Linked DNA regions of Homo sapiens: region 1 is linked to region 2. Evidence: chromatin contacts called from ENCODE Hi-C or POLR2A ChIA-PET data. All regions are on one chromosome and are shown on one strand. Each heading gives the region's core, a stretch centred on a gene start or an enhancer-like site at or near the end of the contact. The rest is flanking DNA. Distances are from core to core; before and after follow the strand shown. Region 1 has its middle 240 kb from the start of KCNJ2. Region 2 overlaps LINC01483 (long intergenic non-protein coding RNA 1483).

The links. A loop is a pair of places that touch in the nucleus more often than their neighbours do. ChIA-PET counts read pairs that join two places held with the same protein, here RNA polymerase II (POLR2A).
Region 1: a loop to region 2 is called in a map of PC-3, with 15 times the contacts of the local background. The contact joins two enhancer-like sites. A Hi-C loop is called at or near these places in 1 of 168 maps with a recorded cell type or tissue (PC-3). POLR2A ChIA-PET finds 5 or more read pairs at or near these places in 1 of 52 experiments (T-cell).

The regions. Positions count from the first base shown.
Region 1 is chr17:70,402,699-70,407,414 of GRCh38, reverse strand. No RefSeq gene overlaps it. Among named protein-coding and RNA genes, the nearest start is that of KCNJ2, 240 kb to the right of the region's middle. Within about 2 kb of position 1,579, at least 4 of the 41 ENCODE cell types and tissues checked have a DNase peak (open chromatin) inside an H3K27ac peak, as active enhancers do.
Region 2 is chr17:69,855,358-69,860,014 of GRCh38, reverse strand. The region is part of intron 4 of LINC01483 (long intergenic non-protein coding RNA 1483); the gene reads right to left. Among named protein-coding and RNA genes, the nearest start is that of LINC01497, 100 kb to the left of the region's middle. Within about 2 kb of position 2,459, at least 2 of the 41 ENCODE cell types and tissues checked have a DNase peak (open chromatin) inside an H3K27ac peak, as active enhancers do.

The sequences.
Region 1 (4,716 bases), core at 330-2,829, 550 kb before region 2:
AGCAACAATTTCAATGAGAAACTACTTATAAGAGCCAATAAAGAAAAACTGAATAACAAATGGGGATTGCCCCTCTTTCTCTGACTTCTTTAACATTTTTCTCTTCCTTCTATCATTTTTTGAATATATATTTAATTCTCTACCTCCCATATGGATAAATGAAATTCAACATATTTTATAGATGATAACTACTGGGTAACTAAAGTATATAAATATTTTCACCAAATATATGTTTTTATTATTATTATCCTTCACCCAAGTACAGGGAACACATAGGTTCACTACCCCAGTGGGAGAGCATTAGATTTGCTGCTGAACCTTTCCCAAACATTCTGTGGCATTCAAGTGTGTGAGTAAGAAAAAAAAACTGGGGTACCTGGCAATATAATTGGTAAATGCTCATAATCAGCCTGCCATTTCATTTTTATCTTGAGAAAACAAACAAGCAAGTGAAAATCTCTCTCGTCCTTTCCTATTTAATTTGTTTTTATTTTTCTGCTTCTCTGCCAGTATACAATCAAGGACTTAATATTTTGGAAATGGTTCAAAATTCATCTACCCAAATATAGGTTAAGAAATGGTCCAAAATTTATGCATTCAAGAAAAGGCTTATGTATGCCCATAAAGTATGCCTTTAATCTAGGCTTATTTAAGTTTCTGGTGATGCAAATAGCACTTCAGAGAAAAATGGGCAAATGCAACATGTCATTCTGGTTGCAGAAATTAGAAAACTTTAATAAGGATTCTTTATCTAGTGTCAGCAAACCTCCATATCTGAGAGAATTTGAAGGACAAAAATATTGTCACTTGTCCAAGAAGAGAAGTCAGATTACTGTTTTATTCAAACACTTATATAATGTAACTGCATAAAATCTGTTGCCTGAATAAACTCCTCAGTTAGGTATTAGACTGTTATGTACAAAAAATTCTGTAAAGTTTACATAATCGCAAGAGAGCTGTGTAGATGTCACATAGGCCTTGATTATATTTGTCAGCAAGTTCATTTCCTCCAAATTTTTATTTTTTGGAAATTAAGGTACAAAACTTGATTTTTAAAAAATTATCTTGATGGTCAAGAAAAAAGAGTTTGGGATAGATAAAAGCGATGAGAGTAATTCTTAATACCAATGATTCCTGGACACCCTTTGGGGAAAATACTTGACATAGTTGACGAATAACATTAACGACACCCCCACTTCAAAGGACAGAGAATGTCACTAGCAGCTTTATTTTGCTGTGCACTGTTCTTTGAGAGTATTGGTTGCTTACTGATCCAAATTGCCTCTGTGTTGCTGTTATTAAGCTCTACAAGGAATGACTCATAATAGCTCCTTATCTAATGCTGTCCTACTGGGGTAATGAAGAGTTCAGTTCCAACCAATGGATCATGTTAAATTATTGTTTTCTTGGATATTGGGGCTACACTTTGCATAACAGGGTAGAAAGCCACTTTAAAAGCCATTAAACCAACTCATTCTCTGTTTCACTTGGAGCCTGAGTCATGATGCACCCTGTTGACTCATCCTTTACCAAGGGTTCAGCTTTAAGAAATGGCTAGTGGCCAAAAGAACATATTTCTGCAAAAGGGATGGTGTATCTGTGGTTTGCAAATTCCTAGGGCAGATCATATGATTCTAGGTTTAATATTTACTTTAGAGTAAAATTCTGTGATTCTTTCCCTCTGATTCAACTTTTTAAAGGACTGGGTCTACTTTTGTGTCTTTACCTCTGGGCCCTGGGTAAACAGAACTCTGTTTTACAAAGTTACCCAAAAAGTTCAATGAATAAATAAATAATGCTTCCTGAAGAAGCCACAGCTTAGAGGTCTATTAGGCAATAATGTAACCACTGGGCACATGTGACATAAGCAGACAGATGGACATGCAAACCAGCGAGCTCAAAATAAAACCAACTAATGAAAATAAATTCCTGAGTGTGTGAAGGGGCATTTTAGCTTCTTATTTCTCAGGTTAGTTTTCTAGAAAAATATATTAAATGCAACTGGAACCAGGGAAGCAATTTTTCTTTCAAATAAGGTGGAATTCAAGCAATGTTATGAAACCTTATCTGCATTTTGGCAGCACCTACAGAACCTTATATAATATTAATACCTGAGTCCCAGCTTCAGAGAGTCTTATATATTTGGTCTAGCATGCAATACGGGCATCAGGGGTTCTAAAATTTCCCCAGGTATTCCAACAGGCAGCCAAGGAAGAGAGCTACTGAAATAGTGAAGGGAAGAGAATATAAAACAGCAGGCAGAGAGAAAATAGATTGTGGAACTCACGGATTTAAGAAAAACATTTGTAATAACAAAAGCAAAACAACCTGGAACTAAGCCACATGTCATGTGAACAACGGGACTAATCAACTGTGTTATATTCATAATTCATAACCATGCCTTGTAGTTCAGTGGTGAAAAAACGAATGGTCTCCACCTATATAAACCTACATCAATGCATCTTACAAACATAAGGTTGATTGGGGGGAAAAAACACTTCAGGAGAAAACATTTTAAATGTTGTCATTTATGCAGTGTTCAAAATGTGCAAAATATCTGTTTTAGGAACACATTCATTTATTTTCAAGGTATTAAGGAAAGTGAGGGGCTCATGAATACAAAATTTAGGGTAGTAGTTACCTTTTGGAGAAGAATACTTGGGGGCTTCAACACGCTTGGTAATATTCTATGTTTTAAGTCGGGTAGTAAATATAATTTTTAAAGGGAAAATGTATCTATAAAACTTGTAATAATTCCTTTGTGATTTCTTTCATTTATTTCACCTTAAGAGCCTGTGACTCACAAAAGCACGAGTTAACCTAACAGAATGAAGATGTGTTAGTACAGTTTGAAGGTGTGACTGTAAACAGGGAAAGAAAATCAAAATGTTATATAAGGTGAGAGAATATGAACTAAAATGTAGCTCTCAGGAATTCTTCAGGAGTACTTGTCTCTGAAATTATTGGGGCAGAGGGTACAGAGAGACAAAGAGCAAGGAGAAGGGACAGAGAAAAGGAGAGAGCAAGGGGAGAAGAAGATTGAGTTTGCCTCATTTAAGCTGAAAATGAGGGAAAATCATTTTCAAGCTGAAAATACATTTCAACTCTTGAGTGACTGAATATAGTAGTCTTTGGACTTTGTAGTTAAGCGTTAGAGAGCCTGGGTGCAGATTTAACCTCTCCACGTCCTAGGTTTTCTTGCATGTTAAATGGCAATAATAATAGTCAAAAATGCAAAGCACTTGGACTAACACAGATAGATGTCCAATAAATGTTGGCTATTATTTTGTTTTTGCCATTCAGATGCCATTTGGCTCCATATCTTCTTACTCTTGTATCTTCGGTTTCTCCTAGGCCTACCTGGATGGAAAACTGAGAACCTATTGGTTTTGCCGAGAACTCTTCATTGAATATATTGTATGAGCATAGAGAAGGGTTTGCCATTGTATACCCCAAAGCACCAACTTAAACATTCTTAGCTATATTGCCCATTGAGCTTCCTTAATAATTCTACTATGGTAGGCATTACCCAGATTCTTTGACACCTGTCTTTTCTAGATAGGTCCTTTATTACACGTAACTTGTTCCCTTACAATGCCTACACCCAAAACATGCAAAGAAAATGGAATCAATGCATTCTATAAAGTAGACAATCAGTGTGGTCCTTGGACTAGCAGCATCAGCATCACCTAGGAGCTTTTTTGAAATGTAGACTCAGGCCTACTACAGCTATACTCAATCAGAATGTGCATTTTAAGAAATCCCCAAGTGTTTTCCATATACTGCAACGTTTGTCTTCACCATAAAATAGGATGGCCACACAGGAAAAGGAAGCACCATTACTCTCCTTTGAAGATTTCTCAGCTACTTTTTTTTTTTTTTTTTTTTACTTTAACGTACAATTGCAGTCTTAGTCACAACTCTAGATAACTTATCAAAACACTTTTTCTATAAAAATATAACAATAATATTCTTCACAAGAGGAATTCTGAAAAATAAAATTCTATCTGATATTCACCATTATTCGATAAATGAGAATTCTAAAAAATAAATTTCTATCTGATATTTATCATTATTTGATAAACCCACTGTAGATCCTTAAGGACTGAATAAAAGAATTACGAGCCATTCATTTTTCTTCCTCTCTCTGGCTCCTTCTTTCACTGACCCAGTGTCATCATCCTAGCCAAACAAGAAAGACAAACCTTCGAAGAAGAAGCAGCCTGTAAGTTTATTTTGTTCCCACTGATTAAAGCTATGTGGCAGCTTTACTTGCTGATCCTAATTGAGATGACTTGAAGTTTGACCTGTTTAAGGTATAAATATATTACTGGCAGAGAATGAAAGCAGAAAGTTCATTTCTAATCTCCCTAGGGTAGATAATCCTGTTTAGAGCGATTGTAATCAACCTTTCTTTCTGAAGAAGAAATATTGACTTAGAAGATTCTTTCTAAATAAGTCAATATATATCACCATCTGGTACCTGTATGGAGTTTTACTTTTGAGTAAACTTACCCTTTGGTTGTCTGTCATCTGCCTATTTCACCTTCTTGCCCTATATTTTTATCAATAATAAGATAATCTGCGGCTCACCAATAATCCAACAAAGAGTTTATCATTGAGCTAATCTTATATACTAAATGAAAAAAGGAAAATTAAGTCGCTGGAAGATAACCGTAAGAATAGTTTGCTTCTGGAAATATCAGATATGTACAT
Region 2 (4,657 bases), core at 1,210-3,709:
AGTTAAGCTCAAACTCAGAAAAATTGAATTGAAGGGTTTAAGGTCTGAGGAGACACACATCTACCAAGATCACAATCAGAAGATCAGCGATATAGCAGAGGTGGGCTGAATCTATCTAAAACTACAATCCAGTTCTGACCAAGCTCAATTACTGATTAGATTTAAATGACCTGGCCAGCCACTGTGGCTTATGCCTGTAATCCCGGCACTTTGGGAGGCCGAAACAGGCAGATTGCTTGAGCTCAGGAGATTGACACCAGCTTGGGCAGCATGGCAAGACCCTGTCTCCACTAAAAATACAAAAAACTAGCCAGGCATGGTAGTGCATGCCTGTAGTCCCAGCTACTCAGGAGGCTGAGGTGGGAGGATCGCTTGAGCCTGGGAGGCGGAGGTTGCAGTGAGCCAAGATCACACCACTGCACTCCAGCCTGGGTGAAAGAGTGAGGCCCTGTCTCAAATAAAATAAAATAAAATAAATGAAATAAAAAAACCTTCCCCTCATATTATCTTCCCAAGAAAAGAAAGAACAATTCCCCTTGGGGAAAAATGACATTATAGTCATTATTTATAGATTTTTAAAATCTGTCATAAAATTTAAATTTAAAAAACCAAGAAACAAGATAATTTACCTCATAGTCAAAAGAAAAATTAAGCAAGAGAAGTAGAACCTCAGTTTATCCAGATAGTGAAATTTGTAAATAAAAATATTAAAATAACAATTATAGCTATGGTAAAACAGAGGAAAGGATGGTTAAAATAAAGAAATGAATGAAAAGATGCATAATGTAATAAACAACTTGAAGCTATAAGCATCAAATATACCTCCTAGAAATGAAAAATGCAATTATCTGAAACAAGGAATCCATTAGAACAATCTAGGCAATGCAAAACAAAAAAGATTAGTGAACTCAAAGACAAACCAATAGAAAAACATTCAAGCTGAAGAATGGAGGGGGTAAAGCATAGAAACAACAACAACAAAAGAGAAGAAAATTCATATGGGAGACATTCAATTGTAACATATTGTATTTGGATTTCCAGGAAAGGGTAGAAATGGACCAGTGAAGTATTCAAAGAAATAATGCAAATATTTTTTGGACTGATGAAAAGGAATAAATTGCAGACTTATAAATTCAGTAAACCCAAAGCAGGGTACCGTTCTTTTACTCTCTCCCTCTTTCTGTCTCTGTCTCTCTGTCTCTCTCTCTCTTTATCTCTGACACACACACGCACACACACACACACACACAGAGACACACTCCTAGGCAAAAGTAGGTTAAAACCATAAAGATCACATGGAAAATACAAAACATGAGCTACCAATATCAGTAACGTGAAAAGGGACATCACTACAGATGCAACAGATCTTTTAAAAATAATAACAGGATAATTGTGAATGACTTTATGCCAGTGAAATTTCCAGTAAAGTAAAATTTAAAAATTAAAAAAAAATCACAACCTATGAAACCTGACAAAGGAAGAAATTTAAAAATCTGAATTAAATATGTAATTATAAGACCTTCCTATGAGAATGACCCAGATCTGGAATGATTCACTAGTGAATTCATACATACATTTATGAATAAAATAGACCAATCTTATACAAACTTTTTTTAGAAACTAAGGGGAATAAAGGAAGTACTTCCTAACTCCTTTCTGAGAGCTTGGGACAAAACTTGATTCCATACCCTGAAAAGAAAATTTTAAAAAGAAATACTACAGACTAATCTTACTCATAAACTTAGAGGCAAAATTTTTTTTAAAAATTGGAAAAGTGAATTCGGTAATATGTAAAATGAGTAATACACCATTTAAACAAGGCTTATTTCATGTAGCCAAGAGTGTATTAATATTCAAAACTTAATGTGATTTACTTAACAGTAATATTCAAAACTTAAAGTAATTTACTTACAAAAACTTAATGTAATTTACAACACAGTAGAAAATCATGCAATCATCTTAATGAATGCAGAAAAAATGTGACAAAATTTAACACCTGTTTATGGTTTTAAAAACTTATAAAATCATGAATAGCAGAAAGCTTGTTTAAACTGATAAGCACATCTACAAAAAGAAAACCCCTCATATTTAATGGTAAAATATGGAAAATTTTCCCCAACAACAAAAATGAGGCAAAGACTATTACTATTTATGTTCAATGTTGAAACAGAGATCTTGGCCATTTGAACAAAGCTATAAAAGTAAAGAAAATAAACACTCAAAAGGCCTATTATAAAACCACAGTAATTAAGACAATGTCATATTGGCACACAAATAGACAAAATGACTAATGATACAGAATGGCATTGATATAGACCAACTCATGTATGCTTCCTGATTTATGACAAGGCAGCACTGCAGTGAAGAGGGGGAAAGGTAGCCATTTCATTAAATGGTGCTGGGTCAGTTAGATAACCATATGGACAAAATGAGTCATCCCAGAAGGTTGGAAAGCATGGAGCTGTTGTGACCTGGCTTGTTATTGTTACATCAGCCAAGTCTATTGCATAGTCTCAGCCACCCAGTGTTTCCAGCTTAGATGATCCAATGTTGTTAAAATAGTAAATTTTTTTTTGCATCAGGATGAACATATGGTGGTCTCTTCCCTGTTCATCAGGATGTACATACAGTGGTCTTTTCCATGCTCACTTCAGAATTCTACTTGAAATTATTTCAAAAATTGCCTGAGTACCTGCAGTGTTCTATTATAAATTTGGCATGAAAGAACAAAAGAGAGGGAATAGTATCAAACAGATACACACAAAGTGAGTAATATTTGTCTTGCCAACATAGACTGCACAATGAAAGAAAAAAAAGGAAGAAAAAGAAAAGAAAAATTTGTCAAATTTCCATGAATTTGGAATTCAATCTGAACCATATGTAGCTCCAGATTAGGTCATATTCTCATGATAAAATTACTAATTTTGTCTTCAATTTTGTCTGCTACTCAGTATTTCCATGATCTCTTATTAGCTGATCTCATGCATTATTTATTTGGTCTGTATCATTCGAAGATAAGGGACTTTGAAGCCCTGAAGTTTCACCAGGAGGTTTGGTACTCAGTGATTAAGGTACAAGTGGAAAGGTAAGAGAGTTGGGTACAGTGGCACACAGACTCTGGAACAAAGTCCCCTTACTTGCTAGCAGTGTGATCTTGGGCAAGTTACTTCCTCTCCCTGTGCCTCAGTTTTCTTGTCTGTGGAATGAGTTTAATAATAGGACCTACTTCATTAGGTTGTTGAGAATATTAAGAGAGTTTGAGGTTAAGGCACTTAATATATAGTGCCTGACACATAATTAGTCCTAAAAAGATATTAGTTACCATTTTTAGGTTGTAAGAACCATACAGAAAATTCTTGTCCTTTAGACACTGGCTTTTTCTAATTGCATATTAACCCAGGCTTTCCACAAATTGTGGTGATTTGGAACGAATTAGTATTTGCCCCTTTAAGCTCAGTTTTCCCATTAGCAGAGGGCAACTATGCCTTTCTGGTTTCCCATCAGAGGCCAGTTGAGAATAAGAGGCAGTAGAGCAGAGTAGCAAAGATCTTAGGCTTTGGAGCCAGTGGCCTTAGTTTAAAACTCCTCTGATGGTTTCCAGCTGTGCTACCTTGCAGTGAATGATCTAATTCCTCTTCTCATCTTTAAAATGGGGACGTAATGGCATCAACTTCATAAGATTGTCAGGAGAGTTAAATAAGAATGCATTTAAATTGTTTAATGATCAGTTTATGTGATTACTAATAGTCATTGTGCTATTATTATTATTATTATTGTTAACAACATTGGTCCCAACATAGAAATGCTTTGAATTCACTGGTAAGGATGCATTTGAATAATTCAAAGAACATTATTATCTTTCAATTTTCAATAGCAGAGACTTCTTTTTTTTTTTTTTTTTTTTTTTTTTTTTTTTTTTTTTTTTTTGAGATGGAGTCTTGCTCTTGCTTTGTCACCCAGGCTGGAGTGCAGTGGTGTGATCTTGGCTCACTGCAACCTCTGCCTCCTGGGTTCAAGTGATTCTCCTGCCTCAGCCTCCCAAGTAGCTGGGACTACAGGTGCGTGCCACCACACCCAGCTAATTTTTTGTGTTTTTAGTAGAGACGGGGTTTCACTGTTTTAGCCAGGATGGTCTCGATCTTCTGATCTCATGATCCGCCTGTCTTGGCCTCCCAAAGTGCTGGGATTACAGGTGTGAGCCACCGCACCCAGCCTGAGACTTCACTTCTTTTAGCATGGTGTTGGTTATGCTCCAGGCACTTGAGTCTTTACCCAATTAAGATATTCATTGCAGACTCTTTGCAGTTATTTGTTGACACAGGTAATGTACAATATTCAGGCTCTCACCTAGTTAAATATTAGACGTGGTCCATAAAATATGTGTATAAACCAAACTCTCTTTAAAATGTAGTGTATCATTCATTTGCTCCAGAGTTTATGGACTATTCTTACAGAGGATCAAAGCTGATGATTTATATGTAAATAATTGAAATTAATCTTATTACCTTGTGATTTTAGGCTTTCTCCCAATCCCTATTACATTTCCATGACTCTCCTGATACTGATAGTCCAGTACTTGACTATGAAAAAAATACAAAACAAAATAAAATAACAAAACAAAATAAAAACAAACACCTCACAGGGCTCAGTTCTATCA